Regions from separate parts of the Homo sapiens genome. Here all the other regions are linked to region 2. Evidence: chromatin loops called from intact Hi-C (ENCODE). Cell type or tissue: IMR-90. All regions are shown on one strand. Each heading gives the region's core, and the rest is flanking DNA. Links, peaks and the distances in the headings are about the cores only. Region 1 overlaps ASCC3 (activating signal cointegrator 1 complex subunit 3). Region 2 has its middle 15 kb from the start of SIM1. Region 3 overlaps MCHR2-AS1 (MCHR2 antisense RNA 1).

Region 1 (11,085 bases), core at 3,536-8,535, 180 kb before region 2:
CTGAGCATTTTTTACATTGGCTATTTGTATTTCCTATTCTTTAAATTGTTCATAATCTTGGCCCGTTGTGTACTAAACTGCATGTTTAGTACATATAGGTTACATAAACTTTTTCTGTTTAATCCTTGATGTTTATTTTTGTTTATGATTTTTTTTACCATGTAGAAATTCCGTAAATTTATTTATGGTTTCTGGGTTTTATGTGTTGCATATAAAAGCCATACACCTACTTCATCTGTGATTTCTTCAAGCCTTATATTTTATTTTTATTATTAAATACTTGATGTTTCTGAAACTTATTTCAGATAGTGGTGGGCACATCATCTTTTTCTAAATACTGTTTTTTCTGTTGATTAAAAAATTTAATATACAATATTCTCTTATTTACTTGAGTCATTTCTGAAATTTCTCTTCTGTGTCATTGATCTTATTGTTTCTTCTTTTTTATCAAACTGTTTTACTTATTTTGTTTTCATAGAATTCTCAATAACTGATTGGATTAAACATCCTGATTATTCTTCAGTTGTAGAATTTCTCCTGGATAAATTTTCAGTCTTACTTTTCAGGATGAATTTTAGTATTCCCTCCAGGAAATCATGTTCATATTTTAGTTAAGTTAGTGCATTGATTTTACACATTAAGTTAATGAGAAATGGTATTTTTGCCAAATCAAGTTTTCCTGTCTCAAAATTAAATCTATTATTTCTTGAATGTTCTTCAGCAATATTATAAAACTTTATATGGATCCTGGCTATCTCTTATTATTTCTGTTTTTGCTGTTATAAAAGTGATTTTTTCCACTTATTTTATGAGTTATTGTCTGTGTATATATATATAGTGTATATATGTCTTTTTATAAAACTTTTATAAAATATATTTTTATAGTAAAGATTAATACTTTATATTAAAATGAAAGAAAAGAAAAATATATTTCTTTACATTTTTAGAAAATATGTAATATAAAAAATATTTTACATAATATTAAGGAAAAGAAAAATGTTTTCATAAAAGAAATACTTTTATAAAAATATTAAATTTTTGAGACTATCATCTTTCCAAATTCTTTTATTTTATTTAGTATATTTTAGTCAGTACTCAGTTTTCTAAATAAACACTTTATCTACAACAAATAATTAATTTATAATTATACCTTTTCAGTATTTATATTCGTTTTTTCTCATGTCTAGTATTGTCTAGAACATCAATAGACTGATACCAAACAACCTTGCCTACTCCCTAATTTTAATTAGTATACTCTGTATGTTTACTATTAAGCATAGTTTCAGATGTATATTGTCATCTCTAATCATCAGGACTGAATGTAGCCTTTTGTCAAAATTCAATGTCTGCACATGATCATAATGTTCTTTCTTTTTTGAATTATTAAATATGTTAACATATTAAGTACAATGCCCTTGCATTCTGGGGTTGAAGAGTACTTAGTTGTGGCATTTTGTTTTAATGCATTGATGAATTCTGTTTTCTAAAGTTCTTTACTATTTAGAGTAATATTTGTAAGAGAGATATTGTTATTGTATTCACTTTTCTGCTTTGTCAGGTTTTAATATCAGTGCCATTATATTCGCTTGTAGAATCAGTTTAAGTGTTCTGTTTCTGTCCTCTAGAGTCTCTTAATAGCATTAGAATTAATTCATCTTTAAAAATTTGAAAGCCCAGCTGTTAAATTTAACTCTTAAATTTTCTTTCATTATTTTTATCATTTTAGAGTTTTCTGTCACTTCTAGGTTAAATATTAGTAACAATATTTTCCTAGAAAATCATCCATTCCAAACAGTTTAAGTGAAATGCACTGAATTTTACAAAGTGCTCTTTTCTGATTCTTTTAAACTGTAGTATATTTCTTTCATATTCTTTCAAATTGTGATATTTTCGTTTTGCTGATATTGGGTCTTGTGCTTGTGCTGTTGTACTTGTGTACAGCTATACAGATTATTTTACTTAAAGACCAGGTAGTAAACATTTTAAGCTTGTAGACATATGATCTCTCCCACAACTATTCATTCAGCCCTCCTGTTGTAGCTCAAGCAGCCTTAGACAATCTGTAACAAATTGATATGGCTGTTTTCCAATAAGTTTTATGTACAAAAACAGGTAGTTGGCACATATTTTGCCAGCTCCTTCTCTAGTCAGTAATGGCCACTGTCTATTTTTGTTTGATTTTTTTCTTTTAAGGTAAGAGTGTTAATTTTTTTTCTCAATTTCACAATCTTTAAATCATTGGTTCTACCAATGATTACCTAACTGGTCTCCCTTATTTCTCTCCTTCTCAGAAATCTTCAGTGGCTTTCCATTTATTTAGAAGAAAAGCCCAAGTCTTTATCCATGGATCACTTCAAACTCATGCGCAAAACATAATTTACTCCTGACCTTCTTAGTACCTAAGTTAAAGGCAATCATTGACTCTCCTCATTCTGTTTACCTTATCGTATATTCAGTGCACCAAGATAAGGATTAGCTTGAAACAATTCTAACTCCTTTTCTTTTATGTCATGTTCATCCCCCTTTCTAGACAGTCATCCAGTCTTGGTTACTTTCTAGCCAACTTTAACCTTGACTTTGTTTGGTTATTTCTGTTTCCCCTGCCTCCATCTTCTGCAGATTGCTGTAGTGGCCGATACCTGCTCTGGTCTTAGCACAACTGTGAAGTTACCTCTCTAAAGAACAAATCTGATACTGCTTAAAAACTTGAATTGGCTCCTTTTCCACCTATGTTCAAGACAATGTAAAGCCTGACCCCAATCCTTTTTTCTAGCTTAATTTTCTTAATTTTTGCCCCACACCCTCTGAACAGAATGCCCTCCAAACACACTGTGTGTGCTCTTTAATAATTCCCAGCTTAGGTACTTATATATCCTGCTGCCTACCTTTCCCCATTTAGCAGTTTATCCCTTGTCCTTCAAGACTCACGTTTCACATTTTCTGTAAAGACTTCTTTGATCAAACTATCAGATCACTGATTCATTCATTCAGGGAATGTGTAGTATCAGTATGAAGAAGGCACCCTGCCAAATGTTAGCGATACAAATGTAAATAAGACATAATTTTGTCATAAATGACAATATCATGTCATAAATAACAAAGTTTCATCTTGGTCCCTGTACCTCTATCATAAACACATTATATTTAATAGAAATCACTTGTATATGAGTCTGTCTTCCTTACCAGTCTGCAAATTATCCAAAGCTCAGATTTTGTCTTAAATTTCTTTGAATTCCTAGGATCTAATATATGATAAATACATGTTTCTTATTGATCTTCTCTTTGATTCTTTACAGTGCTTTTTTTTTGTCTGTTAGTGACTATCATGTTTCATAAATTTGTTAGGAGGTACTCTTCTTAGGAATGTAAATAATTTAGTACAATAACAAATACGAGGTTGCTTAGCACTAAATAGTCTCATGAGGTCAAATTGTACAGCTGTATTATAACACAGGTGGATAAAAACATCATTGCAAATATCCTTCTGTAAAAAACTCGCTCCTTATACTTTTGTGTGCAGTAGAATCACTTGAGGAGCTGATTAGATATGCACATCCAAGAACATGGAAGATGTTTAACATCATTAACTGTTAAGGAAACTTATGTTAAAACCATGGTAAGATACTACCACACACCTGTTACAATTGCTAAAATAAAAAATAATAATTATATAATGTATGGGAAGCTGGCAAGTATGGGAAGCAACTGGAACTGTTATACAATGCTGATGCAAATGCAAAATGTTAAAATTCTCCAGAAATGCTTTGGCATTTTTATAAAAGTAAACATACATTAACCATGTGACCCGTAAGATTCATGCCTGGTATTTACTTTGGAGGAATGAAATCATATTAATATATACAAAAAAGTGTACATGAATGTTTATAAATGTTCTGTTTATAATTGTGAAAACTGGAAACAACCCCCATGTCCTTCAGTGAGAGGTCCGATTAACAGACTGTAATGTGCCCATCTGTAGTACCGTGGAATACTACTCAGCAATAAAAAGGAATGAGATATTGATATATGCAACAACTTAGATGAATCTCAAAGCCATTAATCTGGGTGACAGAAACTAATTTCAAAAGTTTATAAGCTTTCTGACTCAATTTATATAGTGGTCTTGGAGAGACAAAACTATAGGGTTGGAGTACAGATTAGTACAGTGGTAGTAGTTGCGAAGAGTTTAACTATAAAGAAATAGCATGAGGGGGTTTTTTTAAGGTGGAGAAACTCCTCTTGATTATGATGGTAGCTACACAAATCTAACACAAATATGTCTTAAAATTCTTAGATGTGTACACTAAAAGTGGAAAAATAGTTTTGCTTTATGATGATTTTTAAAATCACATGAGGAACATCCCTGGGCCTCATCTCCAGGGATTCCAGTTCATTTTTTTTTCTTCTTTTTTTTTTGTTTTTTGAGACAGAGTCTCACTCTGTCGCCCAGGCTGGAGTTCAGTGATGTGATCTCGGCTCACTGCAGCCTCCACCTCCTGGGTTCAAGTGATTCTCTTGCCTCAGCCTCCCGAGTAACTGGGACTACAGGCACATGCCACCATGCCCGGCTATTTTTTTTTTGTTTGTTTGTTTGTTTTTGTTAGTAGAGACGGAGTTTCACCATGTTAGCCAGGATGGTCTTCATCTCCTGACCTCGTGATCTGCCTGCCTCACCCTTCCAAAGTGCTAGGATTACAGGCATGACCCACTGTGCCCGGCCAGATTCCAGTTCATTTTTGTTGTGAGCTAAGGCAGACCACAGATGGAAAATTCAGATTCAAAGATAGTTAAGAATAAAAAACCCAGACTTACTTTGATTGTTGTCACTTCAAGTCTGTAATGAACCAATAAAAAAAATGCACAGAGTATGCAAGAATAGAAATAGAAGTGACTCCTACCTCCTCCTAGTTCCTCACAGAGACCAGAGAGATATACCAAGTTGGTGGCCACTGACGCTGGTTGAATGTGAAACTGGCCACTGATGCTGGTTGAATGTGAAACCCATGTGATCAAGTGGGAGGTACTATGTCAGTACTCCAAGATCCACCTGCTACTTTATAAGAAACATCTCTATCACAGATACATACTTCCCTTGTTTAACTTCTTACTGTGTCATTGGTGCCACAGCAGTCCTAGCCATGTCTTCCCTCAAATGGGGTTTGACTAAGGAATCTATTTGTAAGAAGGACAGCAGAACATTTCAATGCAGGGAGCCCACAGAAAGCAGACTTAACCTAAAACCAAACAGCAATCCAGCAATATGATTTGAATATCACCTTCAACCAATAGTTTTAGTTTCCTCTGTTGGCTTTGAATATCCACTCTTGAATATTAGAAAAGAAATGAAGTAAGTGAAATGTTTCTCCTCTCCCTACCTTTAGCCTCTGAAGGAGCTCTTAGCAAATACACCACAATTGGACTTTTTTCCATATTCATAAGAGCTGCTTTAAGATTACAGTAACAATATTGCTTGTCTGAAAAGATGAAAGCTGAGGCAATGAGATCCAAGTGTAATTAGTCCTAAAGTATATGTATAAAATAATTTCTAACAGGCTGACTGCACTGCATAAGAATAAAGTAAGAATACACCCCCCTTGAAACTTTAAGAAGCTCTCCTCTTTTGTTATGTTTATATATGTATTTTGTTTTGGACCCTTAAGAGGCTCAAAATGTGTAAGTTGTTATTTACTTGGTTGGCCACTAGATGGTGTGGTTTGTTAATGCATTACTTTTGGTTTTATAATTGAAGCAGATTTCATGGAATACTATTTTCTTAGATAATTTTATTAGTTAAATATTATTAACTTAGAAGTTTAAAATTTTAAGTGACCTGAGAGATAATCAGTATGGCAAAGTCTAGAATGGAACCCCAGTCCCCTGAAATCTTACTCCCTGCCATTATCCAGCCCTTAAGTAAAAAGTGTAGGGAAAAAACTGTTCAAAAAGAAGCTCATGAATTGATAATGAGATTTTGAGACCAATAGCAAATAAACACATGATGTGATGGCCAAACAGAAGCTTTAACTATATAAACATTTCTTTAAATGTTAATCTAAGGTCTTTAATTTTTCTTAAAAATTCTGCCTATTGTATAGTGAATCTTCAGTGAGTCTTTTAAGACCTTCTGCTACAGCACTTACACAGGTGACATATAAGTATACTAAATCTCACCTCTGGGCTCAGATTAGGCCAAAGAACAGAACCAGAAGTAACATTATTACAGTAGTCCCCCCTTATCCATGGGGTATATTTCCAAGATATGAAACCACAGATACTAGTGAACTAACTTGATTGGTGTCAATTAAGTGCGTTTTTGTTTTCGTGTCTTCCACCCACAAATTTAAAGCCTTTTTCATCTTAACTATGTATCACACTGTAGCTGTAACTTGCAATTTGAGGTGCAACAGCAAAACTAACACAAATTTCTGTTTTCTTCTTTGTAATTTCACAACTAGAAGATTTGTTGCTCTTACCATCGATTTTAGCAACCTCAGCATACAATTTCGTTTTTATTCCCTTAAGTTGAAAACTTTCACCTTTTCACATAAAGGAAACACTTTATGGCTTCTCTCTGGCAAATTCAAGTTGCCAGCATCACTAATGTTGTGCTTCAGGGCCATTATTAAGTAAAATAAGGGTGACTTGCAAACACTGTGATACTTAAACAGTCAATCTGATAACCAAGCCTACTACTAAGTGACTAATGGGTGAGAAATGTCTACAGCTTATATATGCTGGACAAAGGGACGATTCATTTTCTGGGCTGGATGGAATAGGACAGTGTGAGATTTCATCATGCTACTCAGAAGAGCATGTAACTTAAAACATGATTTGTTTATTTCTGGAATATTCTACTTAATATTTTTGGACCACAGTTGACCTCAGGTAATGGAAACCACAGAAAGCAAAACTACAGATAAGGAAGGACTCCTCTATACTCAATGCACATCTATAGTTGAGGAGCTAAAACAGATGGTCAATGCTTTGCTATCAAAGATCACCAAGAACACAGCTGTAGGTGAACAAAGCTGGGTTTATTGACTTATCGCAATGAGGAATATCATAGGGGAAGCATCATGGGGATCTCAATAAGAAGGGAGAAGTCCTCAAAGGCAGTGGGTCTGAAGTAAAAGTGTAAAGGCTCTGAAGCAGATATGGACTTGTTGGAAAATATACTCAGAAAAGCCAGCCATTGTGGCTAGTGTGGATGAGGTAAGGGGATGAGATTGATTTCCATAGTCTTGCATTGTAATGACTCTGGCCTTTACTCTTAAGGAGTTGAGAAGCCACTGAGATTTAGTTTTATTTTGAATAGTGTATATTTTGAAGGCTAAGAAACAGGTAATACTGATTGATTGCAAAAAGGGACATCTGGATGAAAGAGACACTTGCTTTTCACCTCTTTCCTTTTGAATTTTGTGATATATTTTGGTATTACCTATTTTTTAAGATAGGTAACATTATTTTTTATGATTTTATATAAAGCATTATATACTAAGACCTAGTAATACCTTAAGATGCTTAAAAATAATTTTCTGATTTCTTTGATGAACTCATACAACAGAAATGCTAAAAACAATTGCTTTTAAATGCTAAATAATACTCTTACGCTTTCTTGGTATCTAGGTACAAAGGTCGAGAAATAAGCAAGTACGAGAATTATTCCCAGATGGTTTTAGTATTCATCATGCAGGAATGCTTCGGCAGGACAGAAATTTAGTTGAAAACTTGTTTTCTAATGGGCATATCAAAGTCCTAGTGTGTACAGCTACGTTAGCCTGGGGTGTCAATCTTCCCGCCCATGCTGTTATTATTAAGGTAAGAGCTTACCTTCCTTGATAAATGGATTTTGTGTGTGTCTTAAAGCAAGGCTCTGGGTTGACTTACATAGAAAAATATTGTGATTTGGCTGTTTCCTTGACTTTGAATGTTATTTATAAAAGGTCAGAATTATTTTCTCCAATAAGAATCTAGTTTATATTGTGAAAATTTTACTCTATCACAGATGATGAAAGGATTAGTTAAAGTACACTTTTGAGATCTTGCCATATTTGCCTAATTTCAGTATTCAGTTCATCAGGATTATATTTGTGTGTGTTTATGTAAATTTTTGTTAACTTTTCCTCATCTAGGGAACACAAATATATGCTGCAAAAAGAGGCTCCTTTGTTGACCTTGGAATTTTAGATGTCATGCAGATATTTGGTCGAGCTGGACGACCACAATTTGACAAATTTGGGGAAGGAATAATTATAACAACGCATGATAAACTCAGCCATTACCTCACTTTGCTCACTCAACGAAACCCAATTGAGAGTCAGTTTCTGGAAAGCCTTGCAGATAACCTAAATGCAGAGGTAAGATCTAATGAGTAAAAGTTTGGAATAGAATCATCAGCCTTAAGAATGACCAAGAAAGATGAAGATTGAGTTGGTTGCTGTTTTGTAGTGTTTAGGATTACAGCCTATGCCATATAAGTTATAAGACAAAACAGGGTGAATGGCATTATTGTTGATTAATTCAGAGGATTATAGAATGATAACTGATAAAAATCTATTGTTAAAAGACCATACTTTTAAACTATGAGGCTTTCCTAGAGACCAGAAATCTAACAAAGACTATAGAAAATATGGAAACAGAAATAGCAATAATAATTAATATTTGTATGGCACTTTTGCAAAGTTTTAAATGAAATTTTTACTAAAGGTTTAATGAAATTTATAAAACTCTTTTAGCTCTATTAGGTCAGTTGATTAACTTTGTTATACACAATGTGATTGAGCTAGATTATGATCATTTGTTTTGTGTGTGTGTGTGTGTGTGTGTGTGTGTGTGTGTGACTTTTGTGTTAAGATTTACATAGCAGACCCTGGAAGCCTAGGTAACATCTTAACTGGTAAAGAAAATAAACATTCTTAAAATTTAGAGTATATGTATAGAACATTAAAATCAGGTTTGACTGTTTTTGTGACATTTTAAATTATTGCTTTGGTATTCAACACTTTGCTAGTTCAGTATTCTTTCATACCTTTAAAGTTGACTCAAACAATACTTGAAAGTAGGTAGGATATAAATATTAAGTAAATGAATACTTTGAAATATTTGTAATCAAATACTACTTATTTTGTACAAAGTCCTATATTAGGTACTTCTTAAAGAGCTTATACAAATTTCATTTAACATTCCATTCATATTATTGATAAGTCTTTTTAGAGAATGAAAAACACACTTACTATTTCATTTTCTCTATTAAGAAGTGTATATTCCAAAAGGGGAGAAAAAGACATGAAAACACAGTGCAATAATGTTGGAAAGACAGTTCTGTAGAAGGATTCAGCAGAAGGAGAAAATAGGTTTCTCCCAGGCTATCAGGAAAGTCTTGGTTCATGAATGTGGTAAAATTTGATCCAGTGAGAGTATCTTTATTTTATGAGAAAATTGGGACTTTTAGGTGAAGTGAGTTAGAGTAACAGCTTGTCTAGTGCAGAAGATCTGTGTTGGAGAGTATTCACTGCCAGAATTGGGACAGTCATTCAAAGAATGGATAAGTTTTAGAAGATAACGGTTAGAGAGAAAAGCATGAAAGGCCTCATTTTCTATTAGCAAAATTACAAGAACATTTTTGAAAACTGAGAAATAAAATTTGAATCCAAAGGAAATATTATGATAGCTCAATTTCAGTCTTACTGGCTACTGTAATTGTGTGGCTTAAATAACTACGTGTTGGGTTAACAGTGTCTAATGTACAGAACAAAGTCTCTTAATATAAAATGATAGTGGCAGTGAACTGAGGACCTGCTGTATACCAGAGACTCTGCTCAGTGCTTCACGTACATTATCTTATTCTCTCAATACTGCTGCTATGGAGATATTATCCAGAGAGTGATATGTAACTGACCCAAGGTCACTACATTATAATTTTTGAAACTAGTATTCAAACTCAGATCTATTTAACTCTAAACCTAGACTTTTCATTATAGCTTAGATTTCTTTTATATAAAATGTAGTAAGTTAAAGGTGAATACATTTCCCTATATTAATATATAGCATTTGCCCTCTTCTCAGGCCTCTATTAAAAACATTTTCCAAAATGGTAGCCATAATTTTTCTGACTTACAGTAAAAGGCATGGTTCTTTCATGCACGTCATGAAATGCATGTCAAGGAAGACTATATTTCAAATGTAGAGGCCTTAAATCCAAGGACAAGGTGTTTGCATAACATTCTACAGAGATGGGATGAACTCTGTATAAAAAATGTATGTAGTATGTAAGGTGAAAGAAAGATTAACGTAGTTTTGAAGAACAGACTTAAATGCTAAAGTTAAATATGAAGTGATATCTTAAAACGCATGAATGCATGTCAAGGAAAACTATATCTCAGTAAACTTATGTCCTTAATAGCTTTTTGTAATTGGTAAAATAAACACAAGTTGGCAATATTATACAGAAGACACAAAGTCAGTAAAATACTGCTTTTTTCTTCAAGTAACTCTTTTTCTTAGGGACTGTAAAATAGCATCACTAAAACTATTTGATCAAGCCCTGAGAAATTAAAAATAAATTAGGGCCCATAAATTTATCAAATATTTATAAAGTACTTATTAAATGTGTGATTTTCAGGAATGTCAGCTAGCTATAAGCATAATTCCATTTAGTGATGTAAATGGTATTTAAATAATAAAACATATATCCTGACATTTTTCACCCATATGGTGAAGTATAGCCATTGTTGAACTAACTTGCTCATATTCTAATCTATTGGAATAGTTCCCTATTAAAATAAATTTTCCTGTTAAGGAAACAAACTCTTAAATTATTGTTGAATGTGAAATTAAATTTGGCTATCTGTGGAAATCAAGTGTGAAATTGGTTTATAAAATGAATATGTGCTGTGTTCTTTAGGTAATGAATTTTTAAGTCTTTAAATTCCCCAAATCATTGCAAGACTGTACAGTTGCACTAATCAACATTAGAGTCGTGCTAGATTAAGAATGTTGCCTCTATTAATATCTTTGATATCATGAGTATCAATTCTGACTATTAGTTTAGGAGAACTGGAGAAATTATTATATTAAGTTATAATT
Region 2 (11,085 bases), core at 3,248-8,247:
CTCCTCCCACTCTGCTCACACATCAAAATATCCTGTTTTTGACACATACAAATGTGACTTTAATAACGGAATAAAATATAGACTCACTAAGCATTCCTGTACCGTTTCCATCCCTTGTTTCTTCAGCCTTTCTCTCTTTCTCTCTCTCCTCACTATTCTTCTTTGAGTCTCCTGATTTGTTGGGGTGGAGAAGGGGTTGATAGGTCTAGTGTGGGGACAGCAGTGATGAAAATCTCTAACTCCTGAGAGACACAGGTCAAATTTCTCTTTGTGCTGGCAAAGAAACACACGGTCACTGCCAAAACCACAGAGTAAAGTCTTCTAAAAATCCCCTCAGACAGCGATGTTTTAGAGTTAAGCCTTTTCATTTATATTTGGACAACCACCTGTTGACTTCTACTGGCGCTTGTCAAGGGCGGGTAGATGGCGGGAACCTGGAGCAGAATTAGCCCATTCAAAGGGCTTGGTGTTCCCCTTTGAAGAGGCTGCCACTGTTTTTAACTGAGCCTAGTCAAGGCTCATAAGATCAAAACATGAAAAACAAAAAGGAAAGCGTTTACTTGGGACAGGGTCTCACTCTCCTCTTGAGATTATCACAGCATTCTCAGACCATCCCTTTTAATCCAGGAATCAATTAGAGCAGTCTTTACAATGTATTTCCTAGTCCTGAAAGGCAGTCAGTGAGAGCCAGGGGAAAAGACAGAGGAGAAAATCCATGCTGGATGTGGAGGGTGCAATGGTGGGTCCTGCCCGATGACTCCTGCTGTGGCCACACATTTTCCAGGGCAGGCTTTTTCTCTGCTACAGAGGAAGAAGGTGGGTTGGAAGCAGGTGAAGCCAGAAGTAAGAGAATGAAGTACAAAATATGCTTCAGTTAGGAAAGTCTCATTTAAGCCAAATTGCAAGTTTGTGATAGGAAAAGTGTCTGCCATAGATTGACATCTTTGGTGAGATGCGGACACTCAGTACTGACTGAGTTACCTAATTCTCCAGTTGACCTAGATTAAGCCATTCTACCTACATCTCGGGGTTTATAATGAGCTCCTTATGTCTCAGGGGAATGGATCTGTGTTAGGTACTTCAAAAGGCAGATGAAAAACTGCAAATGTTCTATTGCAGGTGGTGGGGAAGAGTAGACAAGTCTAAGAAATTAATTAACAACAATAAATTCAAGAATTTATGAATGTATACTATACTCTAAGCCCTAAGGGAACACATTGATGAACCCATCATGGATCCTGCCCAAATAAAGGTGTATATTATTAATTATTCTTAACAATCCCTAAACGAGATAAGAAGATAAAACTCAAAACTGTATAGCTGGCCTGGCATGGTGGCTCATGCCTGTAATCCCAGCACTTTGGGAGGCTGAGGTGGGAGGATCACCCAAGGCCAAGAGTTCAAGACCAGCCCAGGAAATATAGGGACACTTCCATCTCTACAAAAAGTGAAAAAGTTAGCCAGGCATAGTGGCACACACCTGTAGTCCTAGCAATTTGGGGGGCTGAGGTGGGAGGATCGCTTGAGCCCAGAATTTAAGCCTGCAGTGAGCTGTGATTACACCACTGTACTCCAGCCTGAGCAACAGAGTGAGACCTTGTCTCAAACAAAATAAAACGAAACATAACACAACAAAAATTGTATAACTGTTTTTCCAGAATAAAACATTCCAATGTCTCTCTTCTGGAAACAATCTTTTGGCCAATTCAAGAGCATAAACTGGATGATGTCTTTTACTTACTAATGTAACATTTATTGTGCACCTCTGCAGAGTCAAAATTATGCTAAGGGCTAAGAAGCATACAGGCAGCTGGGGTGAGAAAGGCATCTCCCCTCCTGCCCTGTGAGCTGTAACATTCTGACAAGGGCAAGCACACAGGTCCACCAGGTTCCTCCTGTACCATGGACATGGGTTTTGCCACAGCTTGCAATTCATTGCCCTTTATTCTCATCCATGCCTACTCCAGCCACTCTTCAACCTAGACACTCAACTGAGCTTCCACAGAGCTGGGGTAAAATAAACTGGCTCTGCATGCTGGGGACTAGGGGACCAAAGCCAAACCCAGACGGTTTGTCCTTGCCCTCAAAGTCAACATGGTCAGTTCTAAATCAGGGTTTCTGTGAAGTGTTATGGGAATACGAAAGGTAAATATTTGCTTTTGGTGGGAGAGAAACAGAGACTTCTATAGTCCTGATTAAACACAAGATCAGCTACAACCAGGCTTGGGACAGGGCTGGAGCTGGCTAAACAAGATTAGAGCTTTGTTGGAGCTATGAGAGCCCATCAGGTGTTCAATTCCTCAAATTTATTTTTTGGTTTCTTGATTACTTAAAAGTAGTATTGGGCTTTGAAAGCAGACAATAAACAGACATGTCACCTAGACAAGGTAGCCTGTGGCAAGAGCAGGCACTCTGTACAGCAAAGAAAGTACATCTACACCTGCCCTTCATTTCCACCCTCACTTTGCTGCCCCTCATAGCCCAGTCCTTCATCGGTACTCTTTCACTAGGTGGAAATCATCCTTGTCATCCATCCTGCATCCTGCAGGTTGCTGCCAAATCATTTTCTCCAAAAGGCCCTTTGCACCTTGTCATAGCCAGATTCCAGCAGGAACAGATGGGCATATGCACAAAATTTAACTGAAAATAGTTTAATAAAAGAACTGTATACAGAAGTGGATCAGGATTCAGATATTACCAAAGGATGCCAAATACTGAGGGACTAGCAAAAGTAAGATCTTGACCCAGGTCTGAAAGGCTAAGAGGAGAAAGATGGACTCCCTCAACTGGTGAGAGCCATAGTTATAGAAGAGGGAATGCCCACCAAAGTCAAGGCCTAGAAAAATATGATCATGTAAAAGCCATGGCAGGAAGAGGATGATGCAATGAACATTCCAGCTTTTCTCTCCCCCATCTCTCAATGGTTACCCACTGGTTAAACCCAACCAGAAGCTGAAGGGAACCCCGCTTCCCTCTGGAGTCCCTGCATGGGTTCAGTGTCTGTGGCATAGAGCAGGATAGAAAGGGTAGAGAATGAATCTGAAGGGGAAGGAGTTCTTTTATATCGGTATCTCATATAATTCCTATGGTTAAATTGTAGATCGGCATCTTACCCATTTTACAGATGATGAAATGAGGCTCAGTCAGATTACATGTCTTAGCAAAGGCCTCACAACTAATAATATGGCCACATAGAGTCAGAATTCAAATTCAAATTCGTTGTATGACTCCAAAATCTGTGTGCTCCAACCAGGGAAGCTGCACCGATGACTGGACTTGGGGATTGGTGGGGTCTAGGAAAGGAGCAAGATGGGAGATCTGAAGATGTCATTCAGGGGTTGATTCTGTTGACTTTGATCAAGTTGAGACCATGAACTGAAATAGGAAAACCAGGAGGGACATATTAGTTGTATGTGCCCACCCATGCTGAATCTGAGGGCCCTAAGGAAAACAATCATTTAGTGGATGTGTCTAGCATGCGATATGAACACAGGTCTGGAGTATCCGGAGGGCTCAAAGCCAAAAAGAAATATTTGCAACCATGGAGTAGGGTGATGGCTAATACCTTGAGGGTAAAGAACATCACCCAGGGGACTTGCTGGGCAGAGATGAGATGAAGACTCAGGCAGGGCCATCCAAGACCCCTGCACTGATCATTTCCTCATTACCAAGGGATTTCAAGGCATTTCATAATGCGTAGCCTGGCACAAAAGGCCCTCCTCCACTGGGCCCCAGACTTCAGCATTCTTTCTCACTGATTCCAGCAACCAACTCTCTTCTCTGGTTAAACCTACTTGCACTCTCCCAGCTCTTCCACTTTCCCATACCCCAAGCCTTGACCTGCCCACGCTCCACTCCTCCTTTGAGGCACACTATGCCCTGGGTGATGGCTCCCTTTTATGACCTTTGGTAGTCCCCACATCTTCACCCCACAGCATATCCTGTCTTACAGACCCTGTGCCTTTGTCTCCATCTGTATGAAGAATTACGTGCTCAGCATACATTGGACGTAGATAAATTGAAAAATACCAGTTGGCTTAATCATTTGCTTATTTTGGAGATGGCCAAACATCAGTAAGGCCAGCTTTTTTGTTTTATTCAAATTAGCTCGCCTTGGCCAGGCATGGTGGTTCACACTTGTAATCCCAGAATTTTGAGAGGGCAAAGTGGGAGGATTGCTTGAGACCAAGAGTTAGAGACCAGCCTGGGCAGCATAGCAAGATCCTGTCTCCACAAAAAATTTTAAAAATTAGCTGGGCATGGTGGTATGTGCCTGTAGTCCCAGCTTTTCAAGAGACTGAGGCAGGAGGATCACTTGGGCCCAGTAGGCTGAGGCTGGGGTGAGCCAAGATTATGCCATGCCTGGGCAACAGAGCAAGACATTGTCTCTTAGAAAAAAAAAATAGCCCACCAGTGTGGGCTACTTTGTGTCCAAAACAGTGATCCAAACATAGTAATGGCAATATTATTAGAATATCTGGGTGGGCTTCCAAAGGGACTATATGAAAGGGAACGGCACTCACTGGATATATATTATAGCGCCTAAAGTCATGATGGGCGCAGTAGGTAGTCACTGGTCAACTTCTGACCATAGCACATATTTTCTTATAATTTGGGGCAAGTTACTAAATTTCCCTCAGTCTCAGTTTTCTTACTTGTAATAGTGTCACTTATTTAATAGGTTTACCACGCAGATCAAATGAGATAATTCTTAGCCCAGGCCTGACAGCTAGTAAGACCTTAATAAATGCTAGAAATCATTGTTATTATAATTACTTCAGCCCATCGAGTTTAGCTTATTAGAGCTAGAAGGAACTGCATAGAAAATTCAGTCCCAGCACTTAATTTATAGATGAGCAAATGGATGCTCAGGTGTCAGGACATGATCGGATGGAGCTCAGATATAAAACAAGTCCTGTGTTCCTTCGTCCACTGGCCAGCACTACTCAAGAGTCTGTGTCACATTTTATACCTGCACAGGCCCATGCTTTTACTTGTATTACATGCAGTGAGGCAGAGTGATCTAGATCTGTTTTTTGTTCATTTTCTGAAGAGATAGAACATTTATGTCAAATCCAATCTACCTTGATCAGACAGGAAATATAATAAAACATTTAAGACAAATCTTTATAGAGCAAAAGTTATACCAGTTTGTAGTTACAAAAATCATTGCTGGTGACCCTAATTCATACCAACACTTACGGGAATAATGAAAGCAAACATGTGAAGAGTAAGGTTGAAGTGAAAGTCACAGGGGTGTTTTGTGCATGACTGGTTTTTTGTTAGTTTTTGGGTTTTGTTTGTGTTTTTAGACCACTGTCTGGGTCAGAGAAAAACACTTGTAATGAAAATGTCCACCTATAGGTGGCAAACTTGTACTGCTGTCATTCTGTCCTTGGGTGCCCTTGCAAGTAAATGTCACTTGGAATGGAGATGAAAATGAAATTTGAAGAAAGAAAACAAGAAATCTAAATGGATCCAGAAACAACACTCTCACAAAAATTTTAAATGAAAAAAAAAACCATGTAATAATCTCACAAGATACTTAGTCTGATTCATCTGCAAGAATACCTCATGAAATTGCACCAGATGCATTTATTCAGGATCCATTTCAGAGTTCCTACAACATAGCACACCCTGGTTTAGAGTGGGAAAGACACATCCCTGCCTTGAGAGTGCTGACAGCTGGGAGCCTTCCACCTGCAAAGCACTTCCAGCAACATCTCTCATCTGACTTTTGCTGTTGTCCCCGATGTCATAGATAAGAAAACAGAGGCTCAGAGACACCAGGGGAGCGGCAGACTGGAGCCCAGCTCCTTAGAGTCCAGGTACTGTCTCTGTCTGCCACTTTATGCTACTTCAACATAAGGCAGAAAGTGACAAAGTGATCCAGGATTAGGGGGTAGGAATAACTAATTCTTTGGGGTGTATCACTCACAGGAAAGCCCCAGTGGTTCTTCCAGAGCCTTTGTAAATAGAATGACCTTGGACTCTCTCATTTCTGCCCTTCACCCTGGCTAACCAACACTTACTCCCTAATCGTGAAAGGGGGGTTGTTTCCCAGAGTGAGGGTCAGGATCCCCTGGGGACTCTAAGGAAAGTAGTGAAGACTTTAATTTACAGTGGCCAGGCTTGGTGGCTCACATCTGCAGTTCCAGCTGCTTAGTGAGGCTAAGGTAGAAGGTTCACTTGAGCCCAGGAGTTTGATGCTGCAGTGAACTATGATTACATACCACTGTTCAACCTGGGTGACAGAGTGAAAAAAAAAAGACTTTATTAACGAGAAATAATTCTTTTTTTTTTTTTTTTTTGAGACAGAGTTTTGCTCTTGTTGCCCAGGCTGGAGTGCAGCGACGCGATCTTGGCTTACTGCAACCTCCGCCTCCCGGGTTCAAGAGATTCTCCTGCCTCAGCCTCCCGAGTAGCTGGGATTACAGGCATATACCACCATACCCGGCTAGTTTTATATTTTTAGTAAAGATGGAGTTTCTCCATGCTGGTCAGGAAATCCCGACCTCAGGTGATCCGCCCGCTTCAGCCTCCCAAAGTGCTGGGATTACAGGTGTGAGCCACCGCACCTGGCAAGAAATAGTTATTCTACCCTACTTTTAAAAACTTTTGATATAGTATACTCATTTAAATGTGTTTAATTAAAACAATATTGAGTGCCTGTTTAAACGTATAAAGAGGGTACAATGTGTTTTTCCATGCATTCCTTGCTCCTTTGAAGATTTTCCTATGTATCATCCCAGGCTTATCCCTAAGTATTTACATATATGTAGATACGTAAGTGTGGATATAGAGAGAATTTTCTTTGCCCAATTCATGTAGTACTCTGCTGCTTGCTTTTTTCATTTAACAATATAACTTGGAGAGCTTTAACTAGACCTATGTTATGCAGTTTAACGTGGCATGGGGTTTATAGTTTGAATGTACCATAATATATAAACCATTCCCTTCCCTACTGGTGGATGTCTAGGTTGTTTCTGTTTCTCACTATTACAAATAGGTCTGTAGTTAAGTCCTTTTACATATACCTGTGTACATGTGCAATATCTCTGAAGGATAAATTCCTTAAAATAAAAATATTGTTGGACCAAAGCATAGATATGCATTTTGAATTTAAAAAAAATACTGTTAAATTAACTCCCACAAAGGCTGAACTGCCTTTTTGTTGACCCTCTCTCTCATTAACTTTCTATTCACAACCTATACTGTGGGCCACTTTTATTCTGTTTTAACTTTTGTTTTGTTTTGTTTTGAGACATGGTATCCCTCTGTCACTCAGCCTATAGTGCAGTAGTGCAATCATGGCTCACTGCAGCCTTGAACTCTTGGGCTCAAGGGTATCCTCTTGCCTCAGCCTCCTGAGTAGGTGCGACTATAGGCACACACCACTATGCCCGGCTAATTTTTACAAAATTATTTTTTGTAGAGATAACGTCTTGCTATGTTGCCTAGGTTGGTCTCAAACCCCTGGGCTCAAGTGATCCTCCTACCTCAGCTTCTCAAAGTCCTGGGATTACAGGTGTAAACCACTGCGCCTGGGCCTATGTTTTAACTTTAATCTTGAAGTCTTCCTTCTCCTGCTTTCTCTCACCACACACTCATTTCACCGAAAACTCTGTTAGATTTACTTTCAAATACATCCAGAATCTAGCCACTTCTCACCACCTACTCTGCTATCACTTGGTTGAAGCCACCATTACCCCTGCACTGGATCCCTGTAGTAGTCTCCTACGCATCTCCTTGCTTCTGTTCTGCCCTCCTTCAAACTACTGTCAACACAGCAGCCAGAGTGACCCTGTTAAAACAAGTCAGATCATTTCATCCCTCAGCTCAAAATTCTGCAGCGTATCCTCACTTCACTTCGTGAAATCCTTATGATGACCTCCAAGGGCCTATGTGATCTGCACCTACATTCTCTTCTCCTACATTCTCCTCCTCCCCATCTGTACTCTGCCATGGACACTGACCTTCTTGCTACTCCATGAATCCTCCAGGCACACCCCACATTATGGTCTTAGCAGTCCTCTCCTTCCTGATATCCACTTGACTAACTCCTTCACCTCCTTCAAGTTGGCTCAAATTTCTCTTTCTCAGTAAAGCCCTTCCAATACCCTTATTCAATACTGCAAACATCCCCCATCGGCGTCCTATACTCCTTGCTCTTCTTTTTCTTTTCCCAGAGCATTTACAACCCTTTTACCTGCTATGTAATTAACTTTATTATGTTCGTTGCCTACCTCTCCCATTTGAATTTCCATGCCACATGGGTGGGGATCTTTGCTGTTTTGTTCACTGGAAAAAATCTTTCATAAATATCTGTTGAATTGGAGTCGCCATTCCTCTCTCCATTGCAATGGTGAAATAGCTTCAAAAAGCTGTAGTTTTGACACTGAGTCATTCCCTTGTGGATGATGTTGTCCTATTGCTTTTTAAAGATAAGTTTCGAAAAGGAAAAAAAAATAGAAAAATTGGACATCATCAAAATTTTAAACTTTTGCTTGTGAAAGACTCTGTAAAGGGGATGAAAAGACAAACTACAGACTGGGAGAAAATATTTGCAAATCACAAATCAAACAAAGAATATATATAATCTCAGAACTCAACTGTAAAAAACCACACACAGGCAATTCAATTAGAAAATGAACAAAAACAAGAACAGACATTTTACCAAAGGGGATACAGAGATGGCAGATAAGTACATGAGAAGATATCTAACACTATTTGCCATTAGGAAGATGTAAACTAACAAACACCACAATGATATCAGACCTATCTGAATGGCTAACATAAAAAAAATCACGTCAAATGCTGGCCAGGCACGGTGACTCACACCTGTAATCCTAGCCCTTAGGGAGGCCAAGGCGGCTGGATTGCTTGAGCCCAGGAGTTTGAGTCCAGCCTGGGTAACCCTGTGACACCCCCTTCTCTACAAAAAATACAAAAATTTGTCAAGCGTGGTGGTGTATGCCTGTAGTCCCAGCTACTTGGGAAGCTGAGGTGGGAGGATCACTTGAGATTGGAAAGTCGAGGCTGCAGCATGCCTGGGTGACAGAGAGAGACACGATTTCAAAAAAATAAATAAATAAAATGCTAGTGAGGATGTGGAGAAAACGGATCACTCATACATGGTGGTAAGCATGTAAAGTGGTACAGTCACAAATATACTTTTACTTTTTCTTTTAAAACCAAAAATGGACTTCCCATACCACCCAGCAGTTGTACTTTCAGGCATCTGTGCCAGAGAAATGCAGACTTATGTTCATACAGAAACTTGTACAGCAATGCTCATAGCAGCTTTATGTATAATATACAAAAACTGGAAACCACCCAAATGCTCTTCAACAGGGTGAACGGTTAAAAAAAAACTGTAGAACATACATACCGTTGAATACTACTCAGAAATAAAAAGGAATGAACTACTGATACGTGAAACAATATGAACTGATCTCAAGAGGTTGTGCTGAGTGAAAACACCAATCTCGAAAAGTTACATTATATATGATTCCATTTACATAACATTCCTGAAACAAAATTATCAATGGAAAAGAGAGTAGTGGTGTCCAGGGTTTAGAGATGGGGATGGAGGGAAAGAGAAAGCTGTAGCTATAAAGGGGTAATATAAGGGAGTCTTGTGGTGATGGTGCAATTCTGTATCTTAATTGTAGTGATGGTACACTAAGCTAAGCTACACATGTGATCAGACTGCATAGGTCTATGAGCACACACACACGGATACACACACGCAGGCACACACACACGCACACTCACGAGTACAAGTGTAACTGGAGAAACCTGAATGAGCTCTGTTAATTGTACCAATGTCACTTTCTTGGTATTTATACATACTGTAGTTACGCAAGATGTTACTGGGTCAGGCAAGGTAAAGCGTGCACCAGAATTCCCTGTACATTTCTTTGCAACTTCCTGTAAATCCATAATTATTTCCAAATTGAAAAAATAAAGGACAGGGCGCGATGGCTCACACCTGTAATCCCAGCACTTTGGGAGGCCGAGGCAGGTGGATCATGAGGTCAGGAGATCGAGACCATCCTGGCTAACACGGTAAAACCCTGTCTCTACTAAAAATACAAAAAATTAGCCAGGCGTGGTGGTGGGCGCCTGTAGTCCCAGCTACTCGGGAGGCTGAGGCAGGAGAATGGCGTGAACCCGGGAGTCGGAGCTTGCAGTAAGCCGAGATTGCACCACTGCACTCCAGCCTGGGCGACAGAGCGAGATTCCCTCTCAAAAAAAAAAAAAAATAAATAAATGTGAAGAAAAAAGTTTCAAGAAGAAATCCAGGCCAGCTTTCAATTGGGATGTTTTCCCCTGGGGTTACTGTCCTTATTTCCAATACATCTAACTTTAACTTCTTTTTATTTGGTCTTTTTCACTTTTCGAGGGAAAGCCCGCAAATACTTACTTGAGTGAACATTATTCTTACGTGGTTCTGGGTAAGCTACTCAGCTCTCTGTTCTTCAGCCTTCCCTTTGGAAACTTGGGGGAATATCATCTGTCCCCATCCTCATGGGAATGTAGAGAGTTACAAACTCACAGAAGTTCCAATTAACTCCTTCCATGCTGAAATCATAGAGCAAGTGGGAAGTGAGGTGAGCACTCTCCTCCAATGAGCACCCACCACATTCTGGTCACTGCACAGGCACTTCAAATACACTGTCTCACTGGCCAGGTTTCAGCTCATTCGAAAAAGATGTGAAGGTCCTACATAAACTACAGCATTGCTGACCACTGAAGAACTGATAGCTGATAACATTGCTAAACAGCAAGAGTTCTTACTGGGTTTATACTTCTCAAATTTCCAATTAGTCAAAGCTATAGTAATATTTAAGTTGCTTTTTAAAAATGCACAAGCTAATTCTCTAATGCAATTTTCAAAATAAGCATACTTGGCTCTTTTTAAAGCATTTCCCCCTGAATTTGGTCAATAGATTTTGGAACCATTTTAAACAGGTTGACGTCAATCTTTTTGTAAAACTTTCTCCTTGGTGCTTCCCACCTCCATGTGTCCATCTCTTTTTCTTCCTCACAGAAGCATTTCTTTTCCTTCTCTTCTTTCTC
Region 3 (11,085 bases), core at 3,154-8,153, 480 kb after region 2:
GATGTGAAAAATGAACAAAAGAAGGCAGGGACTGTTCTAGATTAAAAGAGATAAAAGAGACACAGACAAATGCAATGCCTGAAACTTCATTGGATACAGGTTTAAAGCAGCTAAAAATAATATCTGGGGGACAATTAGGAAAATTTAAGTGCATGTTTGACAGTATAAAATTATTAATTTTCTGAAGTGAAAGAAACATGGGTGTTACCTATATTCTTCTTTCAATTTTTTGGTAGATTTTAAAAGCTTCAAAAGAAAAAAAGTTGAGGCTATAGGAACCCCAAAAGGAGGGAGCAGCTGTGAGAGACGAATGAGGCACTCCGCTCTGCACCTGGGTTTCCACCATGCACCACCTGTTTAGGGTTCACCCAGGTGTTAAAGGTCCACATGCTGCTAAAAGGAAAAGCATTCATGTCAAGCTTTGCTACTGCTTACCTTTCATTAGTAGCAGCACCATCGAACACTCTGCAGGGCAAAACGTACATTGATTTATTCATCCCTTCAATAAACATGTATTAAATATCCCCATGCTAGATGCTGAAGGTACAACAATGAATAAGAAACTGTTGCCTGTCTGCAGGCTGCTCAAGGATATCTTTATGTTAAGTGAATTTATCCACGTGAAAGTGTGTTTGAGAGTGAAAGAGAATATGCTAACACAATCATGAAAATTACATAATTAAAATATTTATCGAGCAACAAATTGTGTTTTTACTATATTGGTCCTATTGTATTACATTGGCAGTTCTATTAAAAACTTTTAAAAAATAAAATTACTTCTAAAAATTGAAAATAACATACATTCATGCACCTTAAACAATTTTTAAAATTATTTTGTTATATTGACTACCTGAATGCTTTAAAAATGAAATAAACAAAACAATGACTGTGATGCATATTCAGTTGCTTAGCTGCATCTGTCTCTAATATGTTACTAGTATTTTCTTGAAGAGTGCAGTTTTTTCAATAAGCATCTTATTATTTTTAATTTGTTCATCAAATTGTAGTCTGCAAAGTGTTATTTTGGTGGTTAATACATTTGAAATTGTTAACATCCGAAATTGATACTTCTCTATTTTTTTATTTGATAGTATGTTCTCTCCATAGGCACTGAGGTTCCTGGCAAACTCGGAGCCAGTTATGAAGAATAGTCTCAAATCTAATTTCTTCTAATTGAAATGTATAAATATTTTACCCCAATATTGTCACAAGCACTGCTTTTTGCTTTCCTTCAGAGTACAACTTCTTTGACAAATTATTTTGTAGGAAAAAAAGAACTTCTAAAAAAACATAGCCTGAATTTATATACTTTTGAATTTTTTGCCAAATATAAATCCTGCAAAATCTAAGAGTTCTCAATATCTTTCAATTCCAGACGTCAATATAAATTATCAAATTAAAAATTGGAGCTCCATCAAAATATTCTTTCTACAAGTCAAGATACTCAAAATTTATTCCTGTACACACTGTTTGAGTTCCCCATAATTTCTTCAGTTTCTCCTTGGTTTTGTAGAAATAAGGTTTTTTGGTTTTTGTTTTTGAGACAGGGTCTCGCTCTGTCACCCAGCCTGGAATGCAGTGATGTGATCTCGGCTTGCTGCAGCCTTGACCTCCCAGGCTCAAGTGATCCTCCCACCTCAGCTGCCTGAATAGCTGGGACCACAGGTGTGCACCACCACGCCTGGGTAATTTTTAAAATTTTTTTGTAGAGATGGCATCTCCCTATGTTGCTCAGGCTGGTCTCCAACTCCTGGGCTCAAGTGATCCTTCCACCTTGGCCTCCCAAAATTCTGGATTAATGCATTTAACATTTTCAATATTATAGGCTTTCTTTTTTAAATCAACTTTTTCTTTTAGAATAATTTTAGAGTTACATAAAAACTGTAAAAGTAGTACAAAGAATTCCTGTATATCCTTCACCCTGTTTCTCCTTTTGTTAACATCATGCTTTAACCATGGTACACTTGTCATAACTAAGAAATCGACACTGGTACATTGCTATTAACTAAATTCCACCCTTTATTCTGATTTCATTAGTTTTTCCCTAACGTCCTTTTTCTGTTCCAGGATCTCATCCAGGATACCTCATTACATTTAGTCATCATATCTCCTTAGTCTCATCTTAGTCTGTCTTTATTTTTGATGACCTTGATAGTTTTGAAGAGTACTGGTCAGATATGTTATAAAATGTTCTTTGATTTTTGTTTGATGTTTTTCTTATGGTGCACTGGAGTTATGGGATTGGGAGAATACCACAAAGGTGAAATGCCTTCCTCATCACATGGTGTCAACATACCATAGCACTAGTGATGTTAACCATGATCACTTGCTGAAGGTAGTGTTTGCCAGGTTTCTCTACAATAAAGTTATTATTTTTCTTCCTTTTCATGCTCTATTTTTGGAAGAAAATCATGAAGCCCAGCCCATACTCAAGGAGGAGGGAATTATACTTCCATTCCAGGGGAACTGTATATATGTATTCAGTGCAGATTCATGTATAATCATACTATGCTTTCAGTAATAATCCAACATTATTATTATTTTGTTTTTCAAATTATTCCAATGTGGCCACTGGGAGCTCTTTCAGGTTGGCTCTTTAGTCCCTTCGGCATGCCTTTATCCTTTGTTTTAGGGGTTCTTCCTTGCTTCCTGGGGCTACAAATGCTTCAAGCTCATCTTATATTTTCCCTGTTCCAATCCTAGCCGAAACTGAGAGTTGCTGACATCAACCATTTCTCTAAGGACCCCTGGTTGCTTTTATTGGAGAATGATATTTAGAAAGCAACATCTGGGATCTGGGTGCAGGCTTTCTTTTTAATAATTTCAACTCAGTAAATGCTGCCAAAGCTGACTTTTTGGCATTACATTCACAGAATGGTTTAATGATTGATAGATGTACAGTTGACTTTTTAATATACTAAAAGGTTAAAAAGCTCATTTACAAAAAGTTGAACGCTGTTGTAGAACATTAACATTGATTTGCAAAGTAGTTCTTCAAAGGCTAAAACACTTGTAAATTCAATTGATGATGGGAAGAAAAGAGATAAAGTGCAATTTGCCATGTCAAAGCTTGTTTTATTATTCAACATCAACTTCATAGCAAATATTTTATGACATTAACCATGTAAGATATGTTAAACTCTTTAAACTGCAACAACTACAGACTCTATTTTAACAGATATGATATCATAGTTTGTTTGAATACAATTATGGTTTATCCGTACATGACAAACAGCTTCAAATTTATTTCTTCTCCATAGATTTTTATATTAATACAAATGTTATATTTACCACAAAGCCTTGCTCCACCAAAATTTAAATTCATGTCATTACCACAAAACAAATACTTTCTCTGTAATGTTAAACATTTTATCTAAGTTTCCAATAGCTTCAGAAAGTTGTCATTTGTTTCACTTTTTCAGAATGCATTTCCAAAACTTTATGCTTAGGAGTTTATGCTGAACAATATGAAAAACCAAAAATGAATTTAAGCAAATCAGATCTTCCTGTTTGAAATTCCCTCTTGCAGGAGTTTGGAGAATTGGTTTGTTGGGACAAGGAATGAGCAACTTATTCAGTAATTTATGGGGGAAAATGAAGACAGCCTGAGTTAAGACAGTGGCTATGGAGATGGAGAAGTGAACTATCTCAGTAGATGTAAAGGTACTACATTTAACTGAATTTGGTGCCTACATAGATGTGTGAAGTGAGAGAGAGGGAGTAAAGCATGACTTCTAGGTTTCCAATTTGATAACGAGGTGGTTAACAGAACCATTAATGAGATGAAGAATAAAGGATGAGAAGACTTGGTAAATAACTGTAATCTCAGCACTTTGGGAGGCCGAGGTGGGCGGATCAGTTGAGGCCAGGAGTTCGAGACCAGCCTGGCCAACATGACAAAACCCCATCTCTACAAAAAAATACAAAAGTTAGCAGGGTGTGGTGGTGCACTCCTGTAATCCCAGCTACTTGGGAGGCTGAGGCACGAGAATCACTTGAACCCAGGAGGCAAAGGTTGCAGTGAGCTGAGATCATGCCACTGCACTCTAGCCTGGGCAATAGAGCAAGACTTCATCTAAAAAAATAAAATAAAAGACTTGGTAGAAAACATGAAGGAATGGGGAGTTCAGGTTTAGACAAGCTGCCTAGAGATATTGTTTCAGGAGTATATTCTTCAGTATATAATTGATAATTGAAGCCATAAAAGAGGTCACATGGGGTTGTATAGAGAGAAAATAAGTCTAAGGAAGAATTCCAGCAACACTTAAAGGGTTGTCAAAGGAGCCTGGGAAAGAATGAGCCAACACACAGAGAGGAAACATCTCTGAATGAGTAAAACAAAAACAAACAAACAAAAAAATGAAGGTATTTGTGTCCCATGTGAAAGCCTGCCAAAGAGTAACCTCTGCAAAGGAGAATTTTAATAATCAAGTAGATAGAATGACCTGTCCTGTGGATACCAGTCAGTCTCTTTCTTTCCTGCCACTTCTGTCATTGGCCAATGGGCTCATTAACAAAGTAGCCATGATGGCAGAGATGGTGGTTATGCATGAGCTCGGCAACATGGACTTCTACTCACCAAAGTCAACTTGGATATGGCCACAGTTGAGTGCCCAATCTGCCAGCAGCAGAAACCAACACTGAACACCAATATGACACCATTCCCCATGGTTATCATCCAGCTACCTGGAGGCAAGTTGATTTCACTGAACCAGTTCCATCATGGAAGGGGCAGTGTTTTGTCCATACTAAAATAGAAACTTACTTTGGATACAAACTTGCTTTTCTCACCTGCAATGCTTCTCTGCCAAAACTGTCATCTGTGGATTCACAGAATGCCTTATCCACCATCATGGTTTTCCACACAGCATTGTTTCTGATCCAGAAACTCACTTCACAGCAAAAGAGGTGCAGCAGTGAGCCCATGCCCTCACCAATGCAGGTGGACATTATCCCATTCATTGAGGGCTTGCACAGAACAAATAGGTGGACTAATGGTGAATTCACTGTCCCCGTTTGAGCTGGGGCATCTGTCTTCTCCTGCCCCTGGACATTGGAGCTCCTGGTTCTCCGGACTTAAGGAATTAGACCAGGAGTTACACCACCAGTTCTCCTGGTTCCCAGCTTGCAGATGCCAGACCGTGGGGCTTTTCAGTCTCCACAATCATTATATGAGCCAATTTCTATGATAAGTCTTTATCTATCTCTATATCTATCTAGCTCTAATCTAATCTATGTATCTACCATCTACATTCTATTCATTCTGTTTCTCAGGAGAACCCTAACACAGAAGGGTTGCAGGATGGACTATGGAACATGGAAAACAGGAAAAAAGAGAAGGGCTCAAGAGACTGTGATCTCTGAGAAAGCACACCTTTGCTGTAACAGCAAAGAGGGAGAGATAGATGTTTGTGGTCAGAGAACAGAGTTTAAGATTTATGAGGTGGAGAAGTTCAGGGTAATAACCAGTTCTGGGATAGGACCTGGATTATGTTTGACCTATGTATAATGTCAAGATAGAGATTATTAAAAGACACTGAGGAAATTGCCATTATTCACCTTTTCAGGTGTATCCTAACTGGGGGCCTAACATAATGTCATAAATTAGGGTAAGAAATGTATTTTAAAATTGTCATGTAGTCTCTTTGTCAGTAAGCAAAGTTTGCCTTAGCCCATGTGATTGACCAAAAACCACTTGTAGGTCCTAAAATTTGAATGAATAAATAGAAGTTAGGAATCACATGCCTGTGTGCAATCTAATGGCTTGAGCTGGCACTTAGTTGGCACTGCCACCAAGTGGCCAGTCGGGAGAACTGCATTTGGTGTTAGAGCTAGTTCTCAATGAGGTATTTGCCGTTCTGAGATCCGACTCTCAAGCTCTGGAGCTACCAACTCTCCAGGGAAATATTTGTGTGACAGCTTTCCAGTGAAATGTGCAATCTGTCAATCCTTTAGATGAGAAAGTACTTAAAGGATGTAGCTTGATGGATGAACTACTCTAGCATAGTCACAGTTTTTTCTCTGACAATTTGGGAAAAGGTTGTTTTCAGAATAACTGTACACTTATAAAAACAGAGACTCCAAACATTGAAAAACAGAAAAAGTAAGCATATTTGATGATACCCTTTCTATATACAGACCTGAGTCTTCAGATCCTTGCAAATTTCTCAACGGGGAAGGACATTGCAGCATGGCAGACCACATGGATATACACGGGGAAGCATCATGAGCATGGTCTGTCCATTGCCTTTTGCCTGTGTCTTGTGTAATGGAGCCATTTTTACTAAATACACGAGGACACTATGTACCTTTGAAATACATACTTGAAAGACAAAAAGGTGAAATTGGTCAGGATTGAGAAGCAAAGAGTAAACCAGTGGACCTGGTCCAATATCTCCTTGACTCTACTGTGGATCTTCATTAAAATTAGGAAAAAAAATGGTGATTGGGAGATGAATAGCTACCTTCATTTACAAAACAAATTCCACAACTATTAATATTTATTGAGTACTTACCATGGGCCAGGTAAGTACTTCCTATATAAGGTAACATCCATAGTGCTTACCATGTTCTAAGTGATGGAGACACAGTAATAAACAAAAGAGGCCAAAGTCCCTGCCCTTGTAGAGCTGACATTCCAGTAGACTGAGGTAGATATGATTACCCCTGCACCACAGATGAAGAAGCTGAAGCTCAGAAATGTAGCAAGTAATTGACCGAATGAGGTATTAGGCACTGGTGTGTTCTACAACAAAATCTGTGGTTGTTATTTTTATGCTAGGAGCAAGGAGGTGTAATCTCTGACCCTTTGTTACACCTGAGAACTGTGCCATAATGATCATTACAGAAGGCTTTCAGACATACACAATATCGTTGGCACCTGAAATCTTTCTTTAAACTTACCTTATGAGAGTCCGTTTTGCTAAGTGTCTCCACATTCTTCTGTGACTTTTTTTAAAATTATACTCTTTAGCTGCTGATGAGGTGGGCACAGCGGCCGTTGGCAGCTGCTGCTTTGGGTTGCTTTGTCAATCTCTGCCCCGGTCTGATGTTTTCTACAGGGAGATGCCTTGGATCCAGGTTCAGGGATTAAATAAACTTGTCAGCTGAAGATGAAAAAAAAAATTATACTCTTTATTACATTATATTGAAATTAACTTGTGTATGTCTGTCTCCCTCATTGAATTGTGGGCTCCCTAGAGCAGAACCATGTCTTATTTATCTTTATAACCAAATCAAGTTCAGGCACTGGCAAGAGTAGGAACCAGTGGTACAGAATTTGCAAACACTAGCATCTTTGAAATGCCCCATTGACTAGCAGTTTCTGCCCACCTCAAACCCATTGCTGTATCCTGATCAGTTCCTGACAAATTCTTGTTGGCTTGAACTTGTTTGAGCTTTAGTCTGTATAGGGGGAATGGAACTGCCAATGGAAAGAGAGATAGACTACGAAATCTCACTTTTCAAGTGGATATCTTTTCTTCTGTGAGTATAATACCTCTAAATAGCCTGAAGGACAGAGCTCTCTGCTACCACTTATGATCACATAGTGCTTTGCATTGGATAAATTATTTTTACATTAATCACATTTGTTGCCTTATGAGGTGGGTAGGGCAAGTTTTACTTCCTCATTTTATCCATAATGAAGTTGAGGCTCAAAAACATTAAATGACTTCCCTCAAAGCACACAACTTACACAAGGGGCCTTTAGACTTGATTCCAATCCATACCTAGACCCATTACATAGATCTGTCTTCCCTACTGTACTGCTACTATGAATTTTATCAATTCCACTATAAACATGTTTTATAATCTGGAATTTGTCAAATACAGTATGCCTTTGTTATTAGATAGTGGAGCTATTTTTACTCAATACACAAGGACACAATGTATCTTTGAAATAAAGAGATGAAATTCACCAAGATTGAGAAACAGTAAACCAGTGAGTTCTCTTCAATTTCCCTTTGGATTTATGGTGGTGCTACACTAAAACTGAGTAAATTAAATCATTCTCTGAATATCTATTCCAGTAAAATGAAGGTCATTTATAAATTATTTATAAATCATTATAATTCAAAAATAATTCAAAAAACAAATGTAAATATTAAATGCAGGCATTTAAACATTTCACTCTCAAAGAATGAATGCATGGGAGGTAAAGGATATGAGGCTAATTTGATGGGGACATGAAATGGTAAAACCTTAGAATTCTGAGCTACTGCCCCCCAAGAAAGATATTAATGTGCACACAGGAAATTTCATGGCACCCACATTTCTGCTCTGTTTTCAGCTGTTATCTCAAAGACAAAGGGAGCAGACTATAACACTCCCATCCCTTTCCCACAGGGTGAGCAGGACTAATAGGTGGCTGCCCCGTTAATCCATTACACTGGCATAAGATATAACTAATAGTCCCACCAGAACAGTAGGCATTAATTGGGATTGTCCCAGATAAACTGAGATATATGGTAACCCTTGTAATAAGAGCATGCATTTCCCAGAGCATTTGGGGAGGTAATTATCCCTATAAACTCTGAAGCCAAAGCGAAACTTGTGCAAATTAATTGAGACTGAAAACCAGCCCTGGTATTTCTACCTTAGCCCAAGAAGCACTGGAGACATAGCAGAGGGTTACGGAACCTGATGCAGCAGGAGAAATACAGAGTGGATTAAGCCAAAGACAGTTCATTTAAATTTGTTTCCTCAAAGTTTCTCATAATTCCTAAGGATGGAGTTGGATATTAACATCCACTTTCTCTATTTATATTATACATAGTTTATTATCTATAACTAGGCTTAGGAAAACTGTTTAGTAGAGTATGTAGTTCTCATTCCAAATATTAAAGGCAGTAGTTCACAGTGAATCGTGGTGATTGTCTCTCTTAGAACCCAAGGTAAAGCACCCTTCATGTTTTTTCAAAGAATAAAAACTAGGCTGTATACCTCAACTCACTAACACATCACAATTCTGCTAGCCAACATGAGCAAACTCATAAAAATGACTTACTTTAAGAATACTCAATTAACATGTCTTACTTCTATCTTAAGAATGCATATCATACTTTCATTTCATTTGCACTGTAACTATTCATGTGTTTATTTTCACCACAAGATTTGAAGGTCCTCATTGGCAGGGATGATATCTTGTTCATCTTTGTACCCCTAGTATCTGGAATAATTCTCCAAGCATTTTATTATTGGAAATAAATGTCTTTTAAAAGTACCACTTATAAAATGAAAGATTTTTAAAATGAAAGAATTTTACTAACGCTTTAGTTAATAGATAGCACCTTACCATAGACCAGCCAGCTAGGGGCAAATATAGTGAGAAGAAAGAAGTCCACTTAGAAGAAGGAAGAAAAGTATAAAAGGTCAACTGATTTTTCACTTTGTTTTAAGACATTCCAGGTCATAATGTTTTATGCTTACTGAGACAGCTTATATGATAAGCTATGACCATTCTTCAAGAAGTTGGAAAGAAATAAATTCTTGTACAAACATCACTGCCAATGGTGTTGAACATGAGCACCTGTGTTTGAAATGAAAGCACAGGCCAAGGCCCCTTAGGGAATATAAACAGATATCAACAATGCATCATAGTTACCAAATTAAATGAAAAAGGAGGTGTTTTCTATATGTTTCCTGAAACCCATGTGTTTTCTTTTGTGCTTGAAAGCAGTCCCAAGCCTTGGCATTGTGACTAAGCTTGAAAAAGAATTCTCCTGAAAGTGCTCCCCATTTCTCAAAAATTAAGAGAAAAAGAGATCAGCCAGTATTTTAGGTTATTCATTCTCATTTTTAACACCAACATAGCTGCTAAGTAATTTTAATAGCAAATATTAGTCATGTTATTTGAAAAAAAGAATTTAATTAAAATTGATCAATATAATTCATTGGTCATTTACTTAAAAAATGAATGTTCTTTATACTGATTATAAAATCATTCTGAAATTTGGCTAGCACCAGAAGTGGAAAATAATTCTTACTCATTTAGAAATTTAGAGCCATACCAGACAAGTCACTGATGTGAAATTCAGCAGCCATGAGAAGGTAAATGGGGATTTACTAGTAAGTAAACTTTATGAATCTGATTGATTGGTAAGGCTTGAAAATCATTGTCAGTTGTTCTAAGAGTTCATCCACGTTTCTTAATAGCAAGTTTAGGACTTAGGCAAACTGCTCTTCTTTGTTTTTTTTTTTTTAATCTAAAGTGTATATTTTATATAATATTATTATAATATAAAGGTAAAAAATGAAATGAGTTTGGGAAGTAATGAAATAATGCAGTCCTTCTCAGAGCCTTTAATATATTAATGTGGGTTATGACTCTGAGAAGAGGGAGTTATATGTGTCCCAAACTCTTTTGACTATTATATTAGTTATCTACAGCCACAATAATTCCAGATGGCAAACCACACCAAAATTCAGTGTCTCAGAACAATCTTCATGTATTCTCACAGAGCTGAAGTTTGACTGGAACACTTCTGCTTCAAGCAGCAGGCCTGGGAATTTGTGTTTTCTATGCTTCTCTCATCCTCCTTGGCCTAGCAGGCTAGCCAGGACATGTTCTTCTTGGACAATGCCAGAGGTACAAAAGAGGCAGTGAAAATGCACTAAGTTTCTTAAGTCCTACTCCTAAAATTGTCATACTGTGTCTGTAATCCATATTCAACTGGACAAAGCAAGTCACATAGCCAAGCCCAAAGTCAGGGAGTGATGAAATATGCTCCATCCATGGTGAGGCCATTGCAAGGAGTGGATCCAAGGAGGGGTTAAAGAGCTAGGACCAACAATTGTCTCACAACAAAACTCTTTGTTTATGGATCATCTCATGGAACTAGTGCTCCACAGAACACACTTTTGGAAACACTGCAATATCTCACTGCTTTTTATGCAATGCTTATGTTAGTGGGCACAAAATGACATCTGACTAACTTTCTGAGAATTTCCTAATTCAGGCTAATTTCCTGAGATGCTGCAGCCTGAGAGACAATTTAAAATATTATAATCTAAATGGAACCCACTACTAGATTCCTAGCAGAAATTCTTCTTGTTAATAGGTCTTTAAAATCCCTTCTGTTGTGA

Evidence for each region. A loop is a pair of places that touch in the nucleus more often than their neighbours do. Peaks named below come from ENCODE experiments on the same cell type or tissue, not always from the same donor. Only the 100,000 strongest peaks of a DNase experiment are listed, where the experiment ranks them.
Region 1: a loop joins it to region 2, with 3 times the contacts of the local background. A loop is called at or near these places in 21 of 110 quality-filtered maps.
Region 3: it touches region 2 in a loop (9-fold over the local background); 34 of 110 quality-filtered maps call a loop at or near these places.

The regions. Positions count from the first base shown.
Region 1 is chr6:100,659,078-100,670,162 of GRCh38, reverse strand. It overlaps ASCC3 (activating signal cointegrator 1 complex subunit 3), which reads left to right. Exons shown (of 42, transcript NM_006828.4): 15 at 7,627-7,818; 16 at 8,133-8,357. Among named protein-coding and RNA genes, the nearest start is that of SIM1, 200 kb to the right of the region's middle. In IMR-90, for the core only: a CTCF peak has its summit at 5,683 (motif pointing right); a DNase peak (open chromatin) is centred at 6,742.
Region 2 is chr6:100,473,917-100,485,001 of GRCh38, reverse strand. No RefSeq gene overlaps it. Among named protein-coding and RNA genes, the nearest start is that of SIM1, 15 kb to the right of the region's middle. RefSeq lists an enhancer at 200-309 and a silencer at 1,975-2,269. In IMR-90, for the core only: a CTCF peak has its summit at 5,365; no DNase peak of the experiment used is centred there; H3K27me3 peaks cover 502 bases.
Region 3 is chr6:99,996,815-100,007,899 of GRCh38, reverse strand. It overlaps MCHR2-AS1 (MCHR2 antisense RNA 1), which reads right to left. Exons shown (of 3, transcript NR_038384.1): 2 at 6,904-7,106. Among named protein-coding and RNA genes, the nearest start is that of MCHR2, 8.1 kb to the right of the region's middle. In IMR-90, for the core only: a CTCF peak has its summit at 5,793 (motif pointing left); a DNase peak (open chromatin) is centred at 5,789; H3K27me3 peaks cover 1,733 bases.